Linked DNA regions of Homo sapiens: region 2 is linked to region 1. Evidence: chromatin loops called from intact Hi-C (ENCODE). Cell type or tissue: B cell. All regions are shown on one strand. Links, peaks and the distances in the headings refer to the core of each region. The heading gives the core; the rest is flanking DNA.

Region 1 (5,365 bases), core at 163-5,162:
AAAGGCTGAAAAACTTCCTACTGGGTACTGTGTTCACTACTGGGTGACAGGAACAATTATACCCCAAACCTCAGCATCCATGCAATATAACCCTTGTAACATACCTACACATGTATCCCTGAATCTAAAATAAAAACTGGCTGGGCACAGTGGCTCATGCCTATAATCCCAGCACTTTGGGAGGCTAGATGTGAGAATCTTTTGAGCCCAGGAGTTTGAGACCAGCCTGGGCAAGATGGCAAGACCCTGTCTCTACAAAAAGAAAAAAACAAGAAGGAGGAAGAGGAGAAGGAGGAAGAGGAGGAGGAGGAGGAAGAGGAGGAGGAGGAGAAGGAGGAGGAGGAGGAGCAGGAGGAGAAGGAGAAGGAGAAGGAGGAGAAGGAAAATTAGCCAGGCATGGTGGTGCATGCCTGTGGTCCCAGCTACTCAGGATGCTGAGGTGGGAGGATCCCTTGAACCCAGGAGTTTGAGGTGGCAGTAAGCTATGATCACACCATGGCACTGCAGCCTAGGCAACAAAGGGAGACACCCGTCTCCAAAAAACAAAATAAAATAAAATAAATTAATTAAAATTTGGCTGGGTGCGGTGGCTCATGCCTGTAATCCCAGCATTTTGGAAGGCCAAGGCGGGCGAATCACTTGAGTTCAGGAGTTTGAGACCAGCCTGGCCAACATGGTGGAACCCCATCTCTACCAAAAAAATACAGAAAAAAAATTAGCCAGGTGTGGTGGCGGGCGCCTGTAGTTGCAGCTACATGGGAGGCTGAGGAAGGAGAATCACTTGAACCCAGGAGGCAGAGGTTGCAGTGAGCTGAGATCACACCACTGCACTCCAGCTCGAGCAACAGAGTGAGACTCCGTCTCAAAAAAAATTAATTAATTAAAATTTAAAAAAATATAGGCATCAAACATATTTTGAGTGGTCATAAAATCATTTATGGGTTTCTTTATTAGCACACTAAGTAACAAGATCCAGCAATAGATCTGATGACTACTGTAATTTCAAAGCAATCATGAGTGAAAACAGTGTTTTGAGAGATCTGCAACAACTATAAGAGAATTTGAAAATCTGCGTACATTCTCTTGGTGACAAAGTCTCAGTACCGCTAATACTACTGTTGTCTGTTGTCTATATTCATGATAGAGGGACATGCTATGGTTTGGTCAGAAGATAGTAAAAATTGAGATGTAATTTTTTTCCCATCCAAGTTCATGGACTCTGAATTCTATGCACAGACTCTTCTAGGGGTGGTCTATGGAGTCCAAGTCCCTGTTTTAAAATATAAATTAAGCCATAAGGCCTCTACTGATTTTCATCACATTTGTGGTATAATCCAGATCCAGGCTATGGTCCTGCATGGCCTGCCCACCACCCCCGCTTACCTCTCCTTCCTTGCCTCACACAACTCTAACTCCCTAACTCTGATCCAGCCCCACTGATCTCCTTCCTGTTACTGAACCACAAAGAAGTCCCCACCTCATACCTTTGCTATACCCTTTCTAGATCTACACAGAGGTGGTCCCTCCTCATCATTTAAGTCTCCATCAAACGCCCCCTCCCTAGAGAGGCCTTCTCTGGCCACACACTCTTATGAAGTCTTCTTTTTCCTCCAACACTCTCTATTACACTCTTTTCTTTCCTTCATAGCAATTATCTGCTTCCTGCCTATCTCCCCAACTACAGCGGGTGTCAGCTCCAAGAGGGCACAGACTTATCTACCTCATTCCCCGCTATATCCTCACCCAGAAAGGCACTTGGGCATGGTGATATTCACTAAATATTTGCCAACTAAAGGAATGAAAGAAGGGGAGAAAGATGATGGGGCATGGTGGCTCGCACCTATAGTTCCAGCACTTTGGGAGGCTGAGACAGGTGGATTGCTTGAGCCCAGGAGTTCCAGACCAGCCTGGGCAACATGACGGGGTCTCTACAAAAAATCCAGGCATGGTGGCACGTGCCTGTAGTCCCAGCTACTCGGGAGACTGAGGTGGGAGGATGGCCTGACCCTGGGAGGTCAAGGCTGCAGTGAGCCATGGTCACGCCACTGCACTCCAGCTTGGGTGACACAGAGAGACCCTGTCTCAAAATAAAACAAAGAAAAAAAAAGAAAGAAAGGAGAGAAGACAAGATTCTGGGTGAACAGGAACAGTAAGTTGGCTCAGGACTAGGGTAAGCCGGTAGGAGGCGCCATTTCTCCACAATCCAGCGGCAGCATGGCCCTCTGAAGCCACTTGAGGGCGTGTTACGTCCGAGTCAGAGCACACCAGTCAGAGGGTGGAGAAGGTATAGTAAGTGGAGACAGGCCAGAGAAAAGACCCTGGCTGGCATATTTTGTAGATCAGCTGCTCTGTCCCTAAGCTTTAAGGAAACCTAGCACAAGAGCTAGCATGCCTGTGAAAGCTGAGAAGGGACGGTACCGATTCTTGCTCATTGCTGTATTTTGATCACCCTCCCAGTGCAGGAGCCTCATAGGTGATCAATACATTTTCAATGAATGAATGAGGTGAAACCTCAGGACAGACTGGCAGTACTTTGCCATAGCTGGGACTTTGGCTATGACTGGGGGCAGAAAGGTTGATATGTGGATTGCAGGATACATGGGTGAATTGCCCACTTTCCTACCAGGGCTCAGTTCCACCTGGGGGAGAAGAGAAAGCCATGACAGTGAACTTGAGGAGTTCACTGAGGAGGAGCCCCAGAGCCGGCCGGCTGCAACGGCCCAGGTGCTGCACCTCACTCCAGTGCACAGGCCAGACGGCCCATCCCCCATGGCCTCTCGCGCCCCCATTAGAGGCCTCCACACAATCTCTGGCAGCCACCATGACTGGAATGGTGTTGGCGCATGAGTTGACATTCCTTTGCCATCCCTGATATGGCAAATTGTGACCAGCTCTGGATCTTCCCTCTCTAAGACAAGTTAAGTCCAGAGTAGGGGAGAACAGGAAGGAGTGGGGTCTGGGAACTATGTAAACTATATCGTGATAGATTGTGTTCAAAATGAGGAAGGGAGGATGGATGGGGAAAGGGAAGGCGGACAACGGACACAGTTTCAGTGAGATAACAGGAATACATTCTGGTGTTCTATTGCACGGTGACTACTGCTAATAATGTACTGCATATTTCAAAATATCAAAGACAGAGTTTTAGTTTTAGTTTTTGTTTTTTAAGAGACAGGGTCTTGCTCTGTTACCCAAGCTGGAGTGCAGTGCGTGATTATAGCTCACTGCAGCCTTGAACTCCTGGGCTCAGGCCATCCTCCCGCTTCAGACTCCCAAGTAGCTGGGATTACACTGCGCCACTGTGTCTGGCAAGAAGAGTACTTTAAATGTTTTCACCACGAAGAAATGATAAATATTTGAGGTGATAAGTATGCTAATTAGCCTGATTTGATCATTCCACAATGTATACCTGTATCAAAACATCATATTTTACTCCATAAATATATACAATGATTATTTGCTACTTAAAAATAAAATAAAACTCAGCTGGATGCAGTGACTCACGCTTATAATCCCTGCACTTTGGGAGGCTGAGGTGGGAGGATCACTTGAGGCCAGAAGTTCAAGACCAGTTGGGCAACATAGTGAAACCCCATCTCCACAATTTTTTTTTTTTTTTTTACTTATCCAGATATGATGGTACATGCCTGTAGTCTCAGCTACTTGGGAGGCTGAGGTGGGAGGATTGCTTCAGCCAGGAGGTTGAGGTTGCAGTGAGTTATGATGGCGCCACTGCACCTCACTGCAGTGAGTTATGATGGTGATAGAGCAAGACCTCGTCTCTAAAAAAATGAATAACTACATAAATAAAATAAAACTTAAAATTAAAATGAGGTCAGGCTTTCTGACACTCTGAGTAATCTCAGTCTGTCTGGTGGTGGGACGCACTGCCTGGGAAGGGAGTGGGTGCCTGCCATGGAAGCCACCTGGGTGAAAATCCCCACCTGGCAACAACACCAACAAGGAAACGCCTAACCTAGGGGAAGGTTAGACTAGTGGGGTGCAAGGGTCCCTTCCAGCTTGGAAACTCGGGGGTTTGAGCCTTAGCCCTCTCACCTGCTTCTTGCTGTGTGCCTGGGGGAAGCCACTTTCCCTCTGGGCCCCAGCCTCCTTAACTGTACAGGATCACGATGCAAGTTGTTATGGAGAGACCTGGGCCTTGGAGCCCAGAATCCTGACTGCCCCTCACACACCTCAGGCCGTTCCTTACCCTCTTTAAGCCTCAGTTTCCTCAGGTGACACCACAATAAGTCTTACTTCATGGAGCTGTTAAAGGAATTAAATGAGACAATATGTGTAGAATGTTTAGCCTGATTCCTCTTCACTTAATTGGTCCTTCATAAATGGCAGTCATTATGACTGAGTCATTTCTCTCCCAGGGCCTCAGTTTTCTTATCTGTAAAATGGGGATAATAATGTCTACTTTTTCACTGGGTTGTTCTGAGGCCTGAGTAATATTATCTAGAAAGCATTTTGGAAATTACAACATATCCCTCAAAATGAGCATTTGCTACCATTGCCCACCTCATGTCACCACACTTGAATGTGAGCTCTTGAGGGTGGGAACCCAATCTGGCTGAGTCCTTCCTTCCTTCCATCTGTCCATCTATCCTTCTTTCCTTTTCTTTCTTTCTCTCTTTCTTTGGAGACAGGGTCTTACTCTATCTTCTGGGCTGGAGTGTCATGGTGCAATCATAGCTCACTGCCATCTTGACCTCCCATGCTCAAGCGATCCTCCTGCCTCAGCCTCTCAAGTAGCTTGGGGGCTATGGGCATGCATCACCACACCTGGTTAATTTTTTTTTTTTAAGATACAGGGTCTCTCTATGTTGCCCAGGCTAGTCTCGAACTCGCCTCAAGCCGTCCTCCTGCTTTGGCCTCCTAAAGTGTTGGGATTATAGGCATAAGCCACTGTGCCTGGCCAAATTCATTCTCTTCCTGACAACTAACAACTTCCAGCTCCTGCCCAGATACTCTGCTGAGCTTCAGCCTCAAATATGCATCTGCTTAGTTGATGTTCCCATGTGGATGATTAATAGACTCATCAAACCCTAACATGTCCAAAATGAAACTGCTGGCTCTCTACCCCAGCCTTCCAAAACATCCCATTCCTCCCATCTTCCCCAACTCAGGAAACCACGTCATTACCACCCAGCTGCTGAAGCCAAAATCCTAGGAGTCATCCTTGACCTATCCAATCAATACAAAATAGCAACCAGGATCCCCATCCTCACCCTCCTGGCTCAAGCCACCCTCATGTCCCATCTGTATGCCTTCAAGGACTTCCTACTGGGCTCTCTTTTCTACTCTTATCCCCTGCAGTCCATTCTCCTATCCCCTGCAGTCGATTAGTACAGTCACTCCA
Region 2 (5,365 bases), core at 293-5,292, 170 kb after region 1:
CCCGAATAGCTGGGATTACAGGAGTGTGCCACCACGCCCGGCTAATTTTTGTATTTTTAGTAGAGCCGAGGTTTCACCATGTTGGCCAGGCTGGTCTTCAACTCCTGACCTCAGGTGGTCCTCCTACCTTGGCCTCCCAAAGTGCTGGGATTACAGGCTTGGGTCACCACACCGAGCTGTCAAGAGCCAGGATTTGAACTCAGACTGTGCGGCTCCAGATCCCAGGCCCTTAAGCACTTTCAATAATAACAATGATAACAATAATACCTACTCTACTGAGCGAAGACTGTGTGCCTAACCCCGGGCTTGGGGCCGTTTCATCAGCTCCGCCTGATGCTGTGAAGTAGATTGCCAGGCCTGTTGTCCAGGGGTAGACTGAGGATCAGAGAAGGGAGGCCCCTTGCTGGGGGCCACCTGGTTGTCATAACTTGTCCAGTGCCTATCCTGGCAGTTCTGAGGAGCGCCTCCCTAACAACACCCATGCTGAGGTATCCAGGCTGCCTTCAGGTTCCTGAACAGCCTGCCCTTTCATTCTTCTCCCAGAGGCCTCCCTAAGCCCTTGGGAGGTAGGCAGCTTGGAGCCTTCTCCCCATGGGGCCCAGATAGGGCAGACCGTGTTCAGTGGTATAGTGAGGTTGCAGGCCTGGTCCCTTCTGCTGGCCCATGCCAGGGCCTGACCCTCCATCAGAGGGCAGCAGGTGTGAGGGGGCGGCCCAGGGCAGCCTGCCTGCTCCTGCCCCCAGCCAGGCATTTGCTTCCGCTGGGGGACTTGCTGGGGCAGGCGGCTGGCATTCTCCACATTCTGTGCATGGCATGGCCAGCCAGCTGCCGTTGCCACCTCCCTCTGAATCTTCCCGCCTGCTCCCCAGGAGAGGATCCCGCCCCAGGGCCTGCAGCCCCAGTCCAGGAGGCCAGATGTCTCAGCCCCATTCCTGGTATGGCCTCCCTCCCAGCTCCCAGCTTCCTGCCTGGCTTCCCCTTGTTGACAGGCGTTGCTCCTTCTCCTGGGCCTCTGTCTGGCGGTCTGGCTCTGTCTGTCTTATCCTTGGCTTCCTATATCTCTCTGGTCTCCTATTTCTAGGTCTATACGTGTGTCTCTCTTTGGACCTCTGTCTGTCTGACTCTTCTTTGAGTCTGGGGGCTCCCTGTGCCTTCCTGGGTTTGTCCCTCTCTGGACTTCAGTCCTCGTCTGAGCTTTCAGCCCACCCTCTTTCTGTTTTGGCTGCCAGCTGGCATCCTGTGTCTCTGAGCCAGCCTTGGCCTCTCTTTGGCCCTCCTACTCCCACTCTTTAGATGGACTTGCTGCCCCCATGCCAGCCTCCCAGCCCCACCCTGTGCATATCAGGTGTTCTGTTCTTTTAAGACAGTGGGCAGTTGCCAAGCACCAGGTCTCCTACTTCCTTCTTGGGGAGTGTTGGGAGGTTGTCCAGGCCAGGGAGCCCCCTCATGCTCTTTGACAAATTAACTGCCTACTACTGTCCCTGAAATCTGCTGAGAAGTGCTGAGATCCATCCTGCAGACCCATCCACCATCCAAGCACCTGTTCCCAAGACAGGCAGGAAAGCGGGGGCTGTATGGACCAAGCTAGGAGATCCGGCTGTAGGGGGCGGCAGGAAAGAAGCTTCAGTGCCCACCCACCTGCCAGAGGGCATGACCCAGGTCATCCTACCTCCCCCTTTACCCCTTGCCTTTCATTTGATGCCAGCTTCATTGAAAGGAGTCCCAGATATAGTGCACCCCAATGGGTAGGGCCTCAGAGACGAGGCAGTACCCACCAACTATGCTTGGGCAGGTGGGGAAAAAGAGGGGCCAAAGGGGTTAAGCCTGGGTCTCCTGACTCCCCAGATCCAGATACTGCCCACCATAATTTCCATTTTGTTTCAAACAGTGAACCCTATCTCCACCAGCAGAAGCCAGCTCCCTCCTCATCCCTCTGCCAGGCCCAGGGCTGAGCAGTCCTGGGGCAGGTGGGTGAGGAAGGCAGATGTGGATGCAGGCACAGGCAAGGATGAGCCCAGGGAGGTACTGAGTCTGGGGAAGCCAAGGGGCAGGGACAACTCAGTGGTTCATGGGGGCTGATAAGGGAGGATCAGGTAGGTTTCTCACTGGAGGTGACATTTGAGCTGAAGTATGAGGAATGAGTAGATTTCAGAATAGTCAAAGAAAGGAAAAGGCAATTCCACCTGAAACAGCTGCATGAGCAAAGACCAGGAAGAGTGAAAGTGCATGAACTCCGAGTGGCTAGTTGAGGCTGGAGCTGACACCAGAGTCCAGGCTTAGCAGAAGGGTGCCGTGGACGACAGGCCCAGCTTGAATGCCAGGCTGAGAAGCTGGGGCTCTACGCGGGCCAGTAAAGAGTCAAGAAGGCATTTAGAGCAGGGGAGGGAAAATGTTGGATCTAGGTGTCAGAGACCCCTGGAGACCGCCCTGGAAAGGCAGGAGTTGGGAAGAAGATGGCTTGGGGAAGAGGAGGAGAGGAGGAAGAGCTTGTGAAGGTGCAGGAGTGAGTCTTGGTAACTGTAGAAGAGACCCCAGCTCCCCCAGCTTAGCAGCCCCCAGCACCAGGAGCTGCGAGGCGTCAGGCTGCCTCCTGGCGGCAGGCGGCGGCGGGACAGCAGGCGCGCGCATGCGCGGCAGAGGGGGTTGGGGGGTACGTCCCGGAGCCCCCGGTGCCCGGGTATTAATGGCTCCATTAGTGGCCGGGAGGGAGGCGCATTAGCGGCGGCGACGGCGTCTGGCTCCCATTACCACCGGCGGCAGCGGCTGCACCGCAGGCGGCTGGACCCTAGCCCGCCGCGCCGCCTCCTCCACCCCCACCCTATCCCCTGTTCCCGCTCCCCACGAGGGCCCGGGCAGGGAACTCCCGTCCCCCTATTTCAGCGGAAAAGCTGATTGTGAAGCCAGATAGATTTGGGTTCAAATCCCGGCCGTGCCACCTCGCGGCTGCAAGATGCTATCCCCCCTCTGAGCCTGTTTCTTGCGAAGTAGTCGGGGAAACCGGGTGCTCCGGGGGCTGTGTAGAAGCGGACTGGCACCCAGCGAGGGCCGCGCCCAGCCCCCGCTGGCACCTAGGGGTGTGGGTTCCCGCGCGCCCCTGGGTGCAGACCTCCTGTGTCGGGCCTCCGTCCTTCTCATTGGCTGCCGTCTCGCCCGCTGACCGCTGATTGGCCGAGACCTGCTTCTCCGCCCCTGAGCGATTAACCCCTGCGCTGCCGCGTCCTCGGGCTGGGTGGGGTACCCTCCCTCCCACCGCAGACAGCTCGGGTGCCAGCTGGCCGGCGCCCCGCCGCGGCCCGCGTGGGTGTCAGGCCGGCCGGGCACCCGTCCGCCCTCCCTGCACAAAGCGGCTTTGTGGAGCCTGCCGGGGGTTGGCTGGGGGCCAGGCGGCGAGTGGAAAATCTCGTGAGCGCGGGGAGGGGAGGGGAACGCAGGGCGGCGCCCCCTCCTCTGCTCGGGCCTTGGCGCCTCCCTCAGCCCGCGCCGACCAACCCTCCCAGCCCAAGCGCCTGTACACCCCTTTCCCGCCCCCGCACCTTCCCTTCCCCAAACCCACGTCTCTCAACCCCCCCACCCCCGCATCCCACCCATCTCCCAATCCCTGGGGACCATCCCCCACACACTCTCCCCAGTCTCTCTTTTCCTCCTGGTCCCCCTGCCTACCCCAGCCCCACTCACACTGACTCACCCCGGCGCTATTTTTAGCCCCCCATCCTTGCCGAGCCGCGCCAGCCCAATCCTGGGCTCGTTCCCCAGGCAACCCTGGCCGTCGCCGACGCCGCCCGGGGTGGGTGGGTGGGTGTGTATGTGGAAAGCGGGTGAGGGGAGCTGGGGACACCGGGGTGGTGAGCTGAGGCGGGGACCCGGGCCTGGAGAGCAGGGTGGGGAGCCGCAGGCGGCCGGCAGGGGTGCGGTGCCTCGCGGGCTCAATAAATGGGCCCCATGAGTTTAGAGTGCGCGTCTGCCTGTCCCTCGGTCTGTCAGCATCCCTGGCTGCTCGCCCCAGGCCTCTGGGCAGGCCTCAGCCTGTACCGCCCGCCCGGGTGGCTGTTGATGTCTTCGTCTGGGTTCCCTGTCCCCAGGCCTGGGTGTGGTGGCACAGTGGGGGCTGTTTAGGGGCAGTCCTTCTGTGGAGTTGGTTAGGGGTTGGTGCAGGGGGTGGCTGCCATCACAGTCCTGCTCAGTACCTTTTTCCAACTAGGGAGGCCCCAATTAGGGTTGGGGATGGCAAGAGAGTGGGAGCTGTCTAGGGATAGGACCTGCTCCCTCCCCTCTGCTCCTAATCCACCCCCACCCAGGGTTCCTCCACCCTGAACAATAGAAGCTAAGTATAGGGCTGGCCCAGCGCCCAGGGCAGGGGGGCCCTTCCCGCCCGGATTCCCGCCCCTCCCTGCCAGGCTAGGCCCCCACTTGGTTGTACCCTGCCCCGGACGGGGCCTCTTCCCATCTCTCCTCCGTGGGCACTGTGTATTCTACCAGATGTGCACCCCTCCCAGATGTGTGGGGCCCTCTTTCCCTCCTGTGCCATGCCTGGCTCTTTTTCTCAACCAACAGAAGTCGGGGATCTGGGGGGCAGAGCTCCTCTGAGCTCTGTCCTTGGACTGCATTGCAGTAGAGAAGGGGTTAACTTGCCAGTAGGTGACTCACTCACCGGTGGGGAGAGGAGGGGGCAGTGGTAGGGGCAGTGGTGGGGAGATAGCAGGCCACATTGATTTCAGCCTCAATTCGTGCCTCACATTGCAGTCCCTGGGGCAGTGAAGTAATGGAGGGTCTGAGTCTGGGGCTGCATAGGAAGGAGGGGGCAGTCACCTAATAGTCCCTCTGGTTGCCCCTCCAGGCTCACAGCCAAGTGTCTGGCCCTGCAGTCTCTGGAGGTCAGAGGGCTACAGACCTTCCCTTCCCTTTTGGGCTCAGGTTACCCAGTTTTTGCCCCCTCTCCATTCCTTCAGCTCTGTCAGTGGATGAGGCAGGTTGGGGAAAGGGCTCGTCTGCTCCTGTTGACCATCCAACCTGTGTAAGAGCCCAGTCTTGGTCCATCTGAGCCTGTGCAACCTTTACGTGCCCAAGTGTGTGACCCCAGTCCTGTGCCTTTACTGGGTATGGCTCCAGGGCCCCTCTTGGGTGATCCAGGGCCTCTGGGTCTCTGCCAGATGGGCTCCACATCCTTGCCTGTGTCTTTGTGTGAGCCCCCCTCGCCTTTCTGTGGTCCACGTGGCTCTGTATCATTGTCTAACTATATTCCCCAGCCTCTGTTTGGAGTTCCCTCCCTGGGTCCACCCTGAGGTTAAGCCTTGAGTAATGGAAACAGCACTTGAGTTAGAGCTCTGGGCTGGTACATCTTGACTGCATGATCTTGCCACAGTTTATT

What was found. Peaks named below come from ENCODE experiments on the same cell type or tissue, not always from the same donor. Only the 100,000 strongest peaks of a DNase experiment are listed, where the experiment ranks them.
Region 2: a loop joins it to region 1, with 13 times the contacts of the local background. A loop is called at or near these places in 8 of 110 quality-filtered maps.

The regions. Positions count from the first base shown.
Region 1 is chr19:42,106,491-42,111,855 of GRCh38, forward strand. All of the region lies in intron 5 of POU2F2 (POU class 2 homeobox 2), which reads right to left. Among named protein-coding and RNA genes, the nearest start is that of POU2F2, 23 kb to the right of the region's middle. In B cell, for the core only: CTCF peaks have their summits at 2,196 (motif pointing right) and 2,410; a DNase peak (open chromatin) is centred at 2,211; H3K27ac peaks cover 2,999 bases.
Region 2 is chr19:42,277,352-42,282,716 of GRCh38, forward strand. All of the region lies in intron 2 of CIC (capicua transcriptional repressor), which reads left to right. Among named protein-coding and RNA genes, the nearest start is that of CIC, 11 kb to the left of the region's middle. RefSeq lists silencers at 2,371-2,710, 2,791-2,910, 3,191-3,510, 3,771-3,970, enhancers at 2,552-2,696, 2,836-3,341, 4,354-4,858 and a cis regulatory region at 2,617-2,632. In B cell, for the core only: CTCF peaks have their summits at 2,594 (motif pointing left) and 2,798; DNase peaks (open chromatin) are centred at 2,630, 3,160, 4,090, 4,820 and 4 weaker places; H3K4me3 peaks cover 1,660 bases; H3K27ac peaks cover 3,536 bases.